Regions from separate parts of the Homo sapiens genome. Here region 2 is linked to region 1. The links are chromatin contacts, found by Hi-C or POLR2A ChIA-PET in ENCODE. All regions are on one chromosome and are shown on one strand. Each heading gives the region's core, a stretch centred on a gene start or an enhancer-like site at or near the end of the contact. The rest is flanking DNA. Distances are from core to core; before and after follow the strand shown.

Region 1 (5,379 bases), core at 433-2,932:
GAGTTTCACTCTGTCACCAAGGCTGGAGTGCAGTGGGGCAATCTCAGCTCACTGCAACCTCTGTCTCCTGGGTTCAAGCAATTCTCCTGCCTCAGCCACTGGAGTAGCTGGGGTTACAGGTGCCTGCCACCATGCCCAGCGAATTTTTGTAATTTTAGTAGAGACGGGGTTTCACTGTGCTGGCCAGGCTGGTCTGAAACTCCTGACCTCAGGTGAGCCATCCGCCTTGGCCTCCCAAAGTGCTGGGATTACAGGCATGAGCCACTGTGCCCGGCCCAGCTTGACTTTTAGATATAATGTTTCAGTTTTTAGTAGAGATGGGGTTTCACCACATTGGCCAGGCTGGTCTCGAACTCCTGACCTCAAATGATCCACCCATGGTGGTCTCCCATAGTGCTGGGATTACAGGCATGACCTGCTCCGCCTGGCCTGGGGCAGGTTTTCTGCCAAGTGCTTTAGATATATTTGCTAATGTTATTCACACTTGCTCTATTCCTGGCCTGGATAAAGCGCTTCTCAGGGATTAGCTGTCTGAGTTCTAGCTCCAGAAGAGTGAGAAAGGAGGGGCTGCGATGTTTGATTAGTCCTGTTATACATGGGAAGAAACTGAGGCTCTGAAAGGTTTTGTCATTTGTTTGAGGAAATGTGGTGAGCAGAACTTGGACTTGGCACCCCCCTACCCCAGAAGCTGGGTTCTTCATCGCTATGTTCTTTTGTTTCCTAAATGCACTAACTCACCCAGATGTCACAGCATCTCTATGAGAGCTGCACTTCTGTTTCCCGTTTCTTCTGTTTTTTTTTTTCGAGACAGAGTCTTGCTCTGTCACCCAGGCTGGTGTGCAGTGGTGGGATCTGGGCTTACTGCAGCCTCTACCTCCCAGTTTCAAGCGATTCTCCTGCCTCAGCCTCCTGAGTAGCTGGGATTACAGGCACCTGCCACCACGCCCAGCTTTGTATTTTTAGTAGAGACAGAGTTTCACCACGTTGGCCAGGCTGGTCTTGAACTCTTGACCTCAAGTGATCCATCCGCCTCGGCCTCCCAAAGAGCTGGGATTACAAGCATGAGCCACCACACCTGGCTAATGCTCAGCTAACGTTTTAGGAGGGTGGATCACCTGAGGTCAGGAGTTCGAGACCAGCCTGACCAACACGGTGAAACCCCATCTCTACTAAAAATACAAAAATTAGCTGGGTGTGGTGGCGGGTGCCTGTAATCCCAACTACTCGGAAGGCTGAGGCAGGATAATTGTTTGAACTTGGGAGGCGGAGGTTGCAGTGAGCTGAGATTGCATCATTGTACTCCAGCCTGGGTGACAGGGCAAGACTCCGTGTCAAAAAAAAAAAAAAAAAAAAGAAAGAAAAGAAAAGAAAAGAAAAGAAAAAAAACAAAAGCAAGCAATCAAACTGGGACTCAAATCCGGAAGCAAGAACGATGTGAGAGGAGTCAGGGGTCGCCAAACACTAATTTAGATCTTCACACCCAGCTGGGTGGACCTGCCAGAATAAAGGTGGGGAATAGCACAGGAATGAGGAAGCTCTTTATGTTCACAGCATCTTGTGTGAGAAAAAAAAAAAAAAAAAGCGGAGTGTACAGTATGTACTCCTTGTGTAAAAAAAGAAAAATGTATTCCCCGCAGCATCTCAGGAAAGGCGCAGGAGAGACGGGGAACATTCGTATCCAGTTCGGGGGTGTGGAATCGGATGGTAGGGTGGGAGGGAGGACTTTCACTCTCTGTATCCTTTCCAGTGTTGTATTGTGATTACACAGTCAAAAAATAAAACTGAAAATTTAGAAATTGTGTTTATGCTTATGTAAGCACAGACTCATCTCTTGGAGGAAGCACAAAAATGGTTTTTTTAAAAAAGGAAAAAAAGGCCGGGTGCAGTGACTCACGCCTGTCATCCCAGCACTTTGGGAGGCTGAGGTGGGCGGATCACTTGAGGTCAGGAGTTTGAGACTAGCCTGGGCCAACATGATGAAATCCTGTCTCCACTAAAAATACAAAAATTAGCCGGGCGTGGTGGTACGCGCCTGTAATCCCAGCTACTAGGGAAGCTGAGCCAGGAGGGTCGTTTGAGCCTGGGAGGCAGAGGTTGCAGTGAGCCGAGATTGCACCACTGCACTCCAGCCTTGGCGACAGACCGAGACTCTGTCTCAAAAATGAGAAAAGGAAAAAAAAAAAAAAAAATCTGTGATGCCAATGCCAGTGTCTATAGTGGTGCAGTAGGATGGGGAACTTCAGGGCCAGGGGAAGGATGGGAGGACTCGGCTTTTCACCATAGGCCAAATGGACCTATTGAGTGCTGTTCTATGATTATAAAAAAAAAACACTGCTGGTATTGTAATGCAGGTGGGTCAAAGAATGAGTCAGTTGCACACGTCCTGTCATGGAAGGAGCTCTGAGACCTGATCAGAGATGCAGCATGGAAAAGTGAAATAAATCCATTAAAGAAAGCCCAAGGCTGAGCCTATAATCCCAGAGCTTTGGGAGGCCAAGGTGGGAGAATCGCTTGGGGCCAGAGCAACATATCAAGATATCAAGATATCGGCCAGCGCAGGTTCACGCCTGTCATCCCAGCACTTTGGGAGGCCGAGGCAGGTGGATCACTTGAGGTCAGGAGTTCAAGACCAGCCTGGCCAACATGGTGAAACCCAGTCTCTACTAAAAATAAAAAATTAACCAGGCATGGTAGCACACGCCTGTAATCCCAGTTACTCGGGAGGCTGAGGCAGGAGAATCGCTTGAACCCAGGAGGCAGAGGTTGCAGTGAGCCGAGATTGCGCCACTGCACTCCAGCATGGGCAAAAGAGCAAGATTCCGTCTCAGGAAAAAAAATTAAAAAAAAAAAAAAAAAAAAAGGAAGGTAGAAGTGGCTCACGCCTGTAATCCCAGCACTTTGGGAGGCCAAAGCAGGCACATCACGAGGTCAAGAGATCAAGACCATCCCGACCAACATGATGAAACCCCATCTCTAGTAAAAATACAAAAATTAGCTGGGCGTGATGTCATGTGCCTGTAGTCCCAGCTACTCAGGAGGCTGAGACAGGAGAATCACTTGAACCCGGGAAGTGGAGGTTGTAGTGAGCCAAGATTGCACCACTGCACTCCAGCCTAGGCAACAGAGCAAGACTCCATCCCCCTCCCCGCAAAAAAGTTAACATATCAACAAATCATCTCTACAAAAATTAGACAAATTGGCTGGTTGTGGTGTGGAGTGCCTGTGGTCCTAGCTACTCAAGAGGTTGAGAGGCGGGAGGATTGCTTGAGCCCAGGAGTTTGAGGCTGCAGTGAGCTATGATCCTACCACTGCACTCCAGCCTGGACAACAGAGTGAAATCCTGTCTTCAAAAAAAGAAATTAAAAAAAAAATCCTGAGTGCGGTGGCTCACACCTGTAATCCCAGCACTTTGTGAGGCCGAGGGGGCGCCGATCACTTGAGGTCAGGAGTTTGAGGCCAGCCTGGCCAACATGGTGAAACCCCATCTCTATACTAAGAATACAAAAATTAGCCTGGCGTGGTGGCGCACGCCTGTAATCTCAGCTACTTGGAAGGCTGAGAATTGCTTGAACCTGGAAGGTGGAGATCGCAGTGAGCCGAGATTGCACCACCGCGCTCCAGCTTGGATAGAGCGAGACTCTGTCTGAAAAAAAAAAAAAAAAAAAACAAGCCCAAGACTTTGGGAAAAGTTTGCATGTGGGTGCACCAGATATCCGGCCAAGATAGACAAGCCAAGTAGTGGCCTTTGAGCAAAAAAATGCATGTGTGAAAGGTCTTTGGGCCCTTTTACCACCAAGATTTTCCCCTCAAAATCCCACCGTCCCACTCCTCACACTGCTACCTGGTAGGTTGCTTGGCCGTGTTTTTTGTGAAGTTCCCAGAATTGTATATACCTCAAGGCTTCGTGCACCTTTATGTTTGTGACACTTCAGTATGAAGTTCACAGGGACTTGGTGTATAATGGAGACTTGGGGGTGGGGATGGCAGCCCTGGGATTTGTGTCACCAATGAGGTCAGGTCAGTTCCGCAATAAATGTGACCTTGGCGTGTGGGATACTTTGGTAAACATCTCTTAGCTCTTGATATTCCAGGGTCACCTCCTGATTGGGCTGGCGTCTCCTGGCTTAATGTGGCTGCTCTTCAAAGTCACCCCTGCAATGTCTTTAGGGAAAAGCCCTCTAGACTTGACTTGTCCAACAGTTGCCACTGGCCACATACATGTGTGGCTGCTAAGCAACTGAAGTGTGGCAGGACTGAGGAACTGATTCTAATTTTATTGAATTTGTAAGATGTTTAAGTAAACGGTATATAGAACGTTCTAGTCATTGCAGAAAGTTCTCCTGGACTGGCAGGGCTGCCCCTAGCCTGTTTTCAGCGCTTCAACTGTTTCAGTGGGAAGGGAAAGCAACTCTTAGCTTGACACTTTTTTGTGAGACACAGCCTCGCTCTGTCACCCAGGCTGGAGTGCAGTGGTGGGATCTTTGCTCACTGCAACCTCTGCCTCCCATGTTCAAGTGATTCTCCTGCCTCAGCCTCCTGAGTAAATGGGACTACAGGTACGTGCACCACGCCTGGCTTTTTGTTTTAATAGAGACGGGGTTTCACCATGTTGGCCAGGCTGGTCTGAAACTCCTGACCTCAGGTGATCTGCCCGCCTTGGCCTCCCAAAGTGCTGGGATTACAGGTGTGAGCCACTGCGTCTGGCCCAGTTTGACTTTTGGATACTGTGTTTTAGTTTTTTTTTCTTGATACAGGGTCTCACTTTGTCACCCAGGTTGGAGTGCAGTGGCACAAACACAGCTTGCTACTGCCTCCACCTCTTGGGCTCAATTGATCCTCCTGCCTCAGTCCCATAAATAGCTGGCCCTACAGGTGTACGCTGCATTCTCCGGCTGAATTTTTAAATTTTGTAGAGATGGGGTTTCACAATGTTGTCTAGGCTGGTCTCAAACTCCTGAGCTCAAGGGATCTACCCACCTTGGCCTCCCAAAGTACTGGGATTACATGCCTGAGCCACTGCTCCTGGTCTATATACAGTGTTTCCACTTTAGAACATTTTGTAACAAAGCAGCAATACATTGTTTTAAGCCTGAGCAATTACTTTATAATAAAACCAGTTATTTTAAAGAAAGTTACAAAGTAAAAGCAGCTTTAGTAGCCTGCAAATAAAGCCAAGGCAGGAAATGGGTCCTCTCTACAGTGGGGCTAGTCCTGGGCAGGACCTTGAGCTCCGGTTTGGCCAGCCTTCAGGACGCCCAGCCCGTTCTAGCAGGGAAGGAGTGATAAGGAATTAAGAGGCCAGACCCTGGGTTGGCCCCTTGGCCCCAGAGCCAAGGTCTGCTGAAAAAGCCAGGGACCCTGAAGAAAGGCAGAATTAGG
Region 2 (5,117 bases), core at 214-2,713, 470 kb after region 1:
CACACTCAGACACACACACGCACACATAACCTCGAAAACCTCTTGTATGCAATTGACATATCCACAACCCCAGACAGACACAGTCACATGCAAACTCTTCAGACATGCAACCACACACACACCCACACAAACCTTCAGAAATGCAGCTCCATGCATGCAGTCATACAATCCCTACACACACACACTTCCCACATTCATGTACACCCTCAGGCACACAACCACACACCTTCAGAAATGCAATTCCAGGCACACAGTTGTACAATTCTGCACACAGACACACTCACACATACACTTGCCACATTCATGTACACCCTCAGGCACGCAACCACCCACACCTTCAGAAATGCAATTCCAGGCATGCAGTCATACAATTCTGCACACACACATACACATTCATGTACACCCTCAGGCACACAACCACACACACCTTCGTGGCTCTGCACAACTACCCTTCATGAATTAAATCTTACAGAGGCAGTGACAGCCATACAATTCCTACCTACACACAGAAACACACACACACACACTCTTTAGGGCACAAAACACAAACTTCAGACTTTCAAAATCATCCTCACATTTAAACATTCAGCTCCACACACCTGTTCAGGACGGCGATCCCACTCACAAATTCAGTCTCTCTCTCTCTCTGTCACACACACACACACACACACACACACACACACACACACACACACACTAATGCCCAGACCCTCTGCAGCCTCAGCCACATCAGATACATCTGAAATTGGTGAAATAAGCCCTCTGACAGAGAAGGCAACCGAGCCCTATAAATGCACAAGGCATCGGGCTCGGTGCTGGAAACGTGCCTGTGTGCGGAGGCCACGGGTTGGGGAGGTGGGGAGACGGGCAGGGAGACCCGGGGATAACTAAGGGGATAGGAAACTCACCAGAACGACCAGGAGAAAAGCGGTGGCAACGGCTCTAAGGGGCAAGCAGGAGCTCAGAGACAAAGGGCGGCGGAGAAGTGGGGACGTGGGCGCAGGGAGCGCCCCACACGCCTGACCCCAGCGCCTCGGATCCCCCACCTGCCCGCAACCTCCGCGCCGCAGCCACACCGAGTCCCCGCGCCGAGCCGCGGAGTCCCCACTCACCGGCGTCCGGAGCGGCGGGGGCGGCCTGCCCGCGCCTCGGCCTGCGCGCTGCGCCCGGATGCAGGAGCCGGAGCCCGGCGAAGCGCCCGGCCGGGGCCGCGGGGACCCGCCAGGGACTGTGCAGCACCGGCGCGGGGACCGGACCGTGGAGGCACCGGCGCGGAGCCGGGACGCGCTATGCTGCGGGAGGGATCCGGGCCGGCCCTGCGCTCACGTGGGTGTGGGGGCACCGAGCGGCCGGGGGAGGGGGCGGGATCCCCTCCGCGATGCCCTCCGCCTCCCCCGCGCCCAGCCCAGGCTCCGCAGCCGTGTGGGAGAAGGGGGACAGCGTGCTTGCGAAGGGAGGGGGACTGGGGGTGGGCGGGGGTGAGTGGCCTCTCCGGCATCCAGCCCCCGCCCCCTGCTCGGAGCCGCGCCTCCGCGCCCCCGCCCCCTAAACCGCCTCCGGAGCCCTCGGAGGCCCCAGCATCCCTGGCGGAGCGCGGGGAACAGGCCCTGGCACCGCGGGACCCGCTCCAGCAGCCTCGGCGGAGGCCTGGGGAAGGCGCGGCTCTAGTGTCCCAGTAACAACAGCCAGGGAGAGGGCTCCGCTGCCCCCTTCTCCTTGCGGGTGCACCTTCCGGCCTTGGCCACTTGGCTGCTGTGTGCCCTTGGGCCAACTCCTCTCCCTCTCTGAGCCTGGCTTCCTCCGCTAAACAAGGAAGATGGCTTGGCCGACCCCACAGAAAATTAAAGCTGAGAAAATTAAAGCGCGTGAGGCTGGAAATGCTCCGTGCCAGCGCGAAGCACTGGGCAAATGGGAGATGGATAATGTCGTTCCTATTGTAATTAATATTATTCTTTGCTGTCTTTAGAGCACACCAGGCAAGGTGCACTCGACTTTTCTTCTCGAAAGGCAATGACTTGGTTGCTTCCCACATCTTCTGCCTCTCCTGAGAGCTAATGCCATTTAAAGATCTGAGCATCAGGTCTGTCGTATGAATAAAAACTCAGTGCAGGCTGGGCACGGTGGCTCACGCCTGTAATCCCAGCACTTTGGGAGGCCGAGGCGGGAGGATCACTTGAACACAGGAGGCGGAGGTTGCAGTGAGCCGAGATCGCACCACTGCTCTCCAGCCTGGGTGACAGAGCGAGACTCCGTCAAAAAAAAAAAAAAAAAGTCAGTGCACGTTCAATGTTTTTTATTATTGTTGTTGTTGTTGATGAAGTGTTGATGGCGACCTCCTGAACTAGGCAGGCTCTTTTATTAATACTTATATTTAATCTACACACTCCTATAAAGTATATATCACTTCCTCTATTTTCAGGGCGGGGACAGGTGCTCAGAAAGGTTCAATAACTTGTCCAAGGTCACACAGCCAGGAAACAGATGCCCCAATTCTAATTCTTTGCATGCATCGCCCTGGCTCTGCTTCTTTGCAACAACTCCTAGATAGGTGATTCTCAAACTTAGCTGTATTTTAAAACTACCTGGAGAGGTTTTAAAAATTCTGAAGCCAGCCTGACATAGTGGCCCATGCATGTAATCCCAGCACATTGGGACGCCAAGGAGAGAGGATCACTTGAGCCCAGGAGTTCAAGATCAGCCTGGGCAACATAGCAAGACTCTGTCTCTATTTAAAAAAAAAAAATCAAAAAATTAGCTGGGCACACACCTGTAGTCCCAGTTACTCAGGAGGCTGAGGCAGGAGGGTCACTTGAGCTTAGGAATTTGAGGTTACAGTGAGCTATGATTGTGCCACTGCACTTCAGCCTGGACAACAGAGCAAGACCTTGTCTAAAAAAAAAAAAAGGAAAGAAAAGAAAAGATATCTGATGCCCAAGCCACACCCTATACCAAGCACATCAGCATACCTGGAAGTGGGACCCAGGCATCAGTATATTTGAATGCTCCCCAATGTATGGCTAAGGCTGAATCTCTGTCCTAGATGTCAGATTCCCCTGGACCACATTGGCAACCCCTCTCTGCAGCCTTCTCACTCCGCTGCTTCAGTCACTCACTGTGCTTAGACGATTCTGCATCCTTCTTGAACCTAGAGCTGCCCCTGAACTCCTGCCTCTTACGGTCATTCACTCCACAAATACTTACTGTGCACTTGGATGTGCTAGAGGCTGGAGACTCAGCAGCGAAGACAACAGAGCCCTCGGTCTGTCACGCAAAATAATAAGTAAATAAAATAGCAGTTGTTCCCTGGCAATTGGCCTTGCAAGCCCTTTACACCCGTAACAATCAGGGAGGATCCCAAAGAAACCATAACTCAAGCCTAAGCATGAGAAAAACATCAGACTAATTTCAATAGAGAGGCATCCGATAATCTACCTGCGCAGTCCTCTTCAAAACAGTCATTAAAAATTAAGGAACATGTGGAGCAGGGTTTGGTGGCAGGTGCCTGTAGTCCCAGATACTCAGGAGGCTGATGCAGGAGGACCGCTTGAGTCCAAGAGGTTGAATCTGGGACCGCTTGAGTCCAAGAGGTTGAGTTTGCAGTGAACTATGATTGTGCCACAGCACTCCAGCCTGGGCAACAGAGCGAGACCCTGTCTCTAAAAAAAAAAATAAAATTTAAAAATGAGAAAACAAGGAATGTCTGAGAAACTGTCACAGCCGAGAGGAGTCTAAGAAGATATGACAACAAAACGTAATGTGAGATCCTAGAAAAGAAAAAGGATATAAGGAAAAAATTAGGAAATCTGAATAGAGTATGGGCTTTCGCTAATAATAATGTATCCATATTGGCCGGGCATGGTGGCACACACCTGTAATCCCAGCCCTTTGGAAGGCCGAGGTGGGCAAATCACTAGAGGTCAGGAGTTCGAGACCAGCCTGGCCAACCTGGTGAAACCCCGTATCTACTAAAAATATAAAATTAGCCAGGCATGGTGGCGGGTGCCTGTAATCCCAGCTACTCGGGAGGCTGAGGCAAGAGAATTACTTGAACCCCGGAGGCAGAGTTTGCAGTGAGCCAAGGTCGTGCCACTGCACTCCAGCCTGGGCAACAGGGTAAGACTCTGTTTCAAAAAAAGTTATCTGTAACAATAACATTTTGTTAATAATGTATCAATATAATAATATATCAATATTACAATATGGTAATTATACAAATGTGCCATACTAATGAAATATATTAATAACAAGTGAAACTAAGTCAAGGGAGCATATGGGAGCTGTCTGTACTATCTTTTCATTTTTTATGTAAATCTAAAACTGTTCTCAGAAACTGTGTCTTAATTTAAAAAGATCCTGGGAGATCCCAAAGAGCTTTTCTTTATATAGGTTATAGCTATTGATCTTTACAGTATCAGAAATTAAAACTGAAAAAGTGTTTCAACATTTATTCATTTTAACATAACAAAAATAAACCTACTACATGTTAACATAAAATAGCATATTTTTACGAAAAATAACTGTATTTTCCAAAACAAGAACAAAAAAAGAAGAGTGACATTGTTTTACACTTTTTCAAATTGCTTTAATGGCTACCTTCATCAAAAGGAAACGGAATTTTTATACAGTTGATTTTCATTATTCACGGATTCTGTATTTGCAAAGTCACTCACTCACTAACATGTATTTGTGACCCCAAAATTAATACTTGCGGAGATTCTGACATTTTTCTGGGTCATTTGCAGAGAGATTAACATTTTGAGCTGCACGGCGTGAACATTTGTAGCTGAGGTGCAAAAGAACCATGCTCTGTTATCTTGTTTCAGCTCATACAGTGAACAAGCATCCTATTTGTGGCCTGTTTAGTGCCATACTTTTCTAACTTTCATGTTTTTTGTTGATTTCGCTGTTTAAAATGGTCCTGAGCACTTTGCTGAAGTGCTGTCTAGCGTTTCTAAGCTGAAGTGCTCAGTGTGTTTCTAAGCTCTAGAAGGTTGTGGGGTAGCTGGGTGTGGTGGCTCACACTTGCAATCCCAGCCGCGCTTTGGGAAGCCAAGACAGGAGGATTACTTGAGCCCAGGAGTTTGAGACCAGCCTGAGCAACATATTGAGACTCCCCC

What was found. A loop is a pair of places that touch in the nucleus more often than their neighbours do. ChIA-PET counts read pairs that join two places held with the same protein, here RNA polymerase II (POLR2A).
Region 2: a loop to region 1 is called in a map with no recorded cell type, with 16 times the contacts of the local background. The contact joins the promoter of SLC1A6 here to the enhancer-like site in region 1. A Hi-C loop is called at or near these places in 1 of 37 single-sample maps with no recorded cell type. POLR2A ChIA-PET finds 5 or more read pairs at or near these places in 1 of 52 experiments (Panc1).

Annotation. Positions count from the first base shown.
Region 1 is chr19:14,509,104-14,514,482 of GRCh38, forward strand. No RefSeq gene overlaps it. Among named protein-coding and RNA genes, the nearest start is that of DNAJB1, 6.6 kb to the right of the region's middle. Within about 2 kb of position 1,683, at least 14 of the 41 ENCODE cell types and tissues checked have a DNase peak (open chromatin) inside an H3K27ac peak, as active enhancers do.
Region 2 is chr19:14,978,401-14,983,517 of GRCh38, forward strand. SLC1A6 (solute carrier family 1 member 6) reads right to left here and starts at 1,464. Exons shown (of 10, transcript NM_005071.3): 1 at 909-1,464.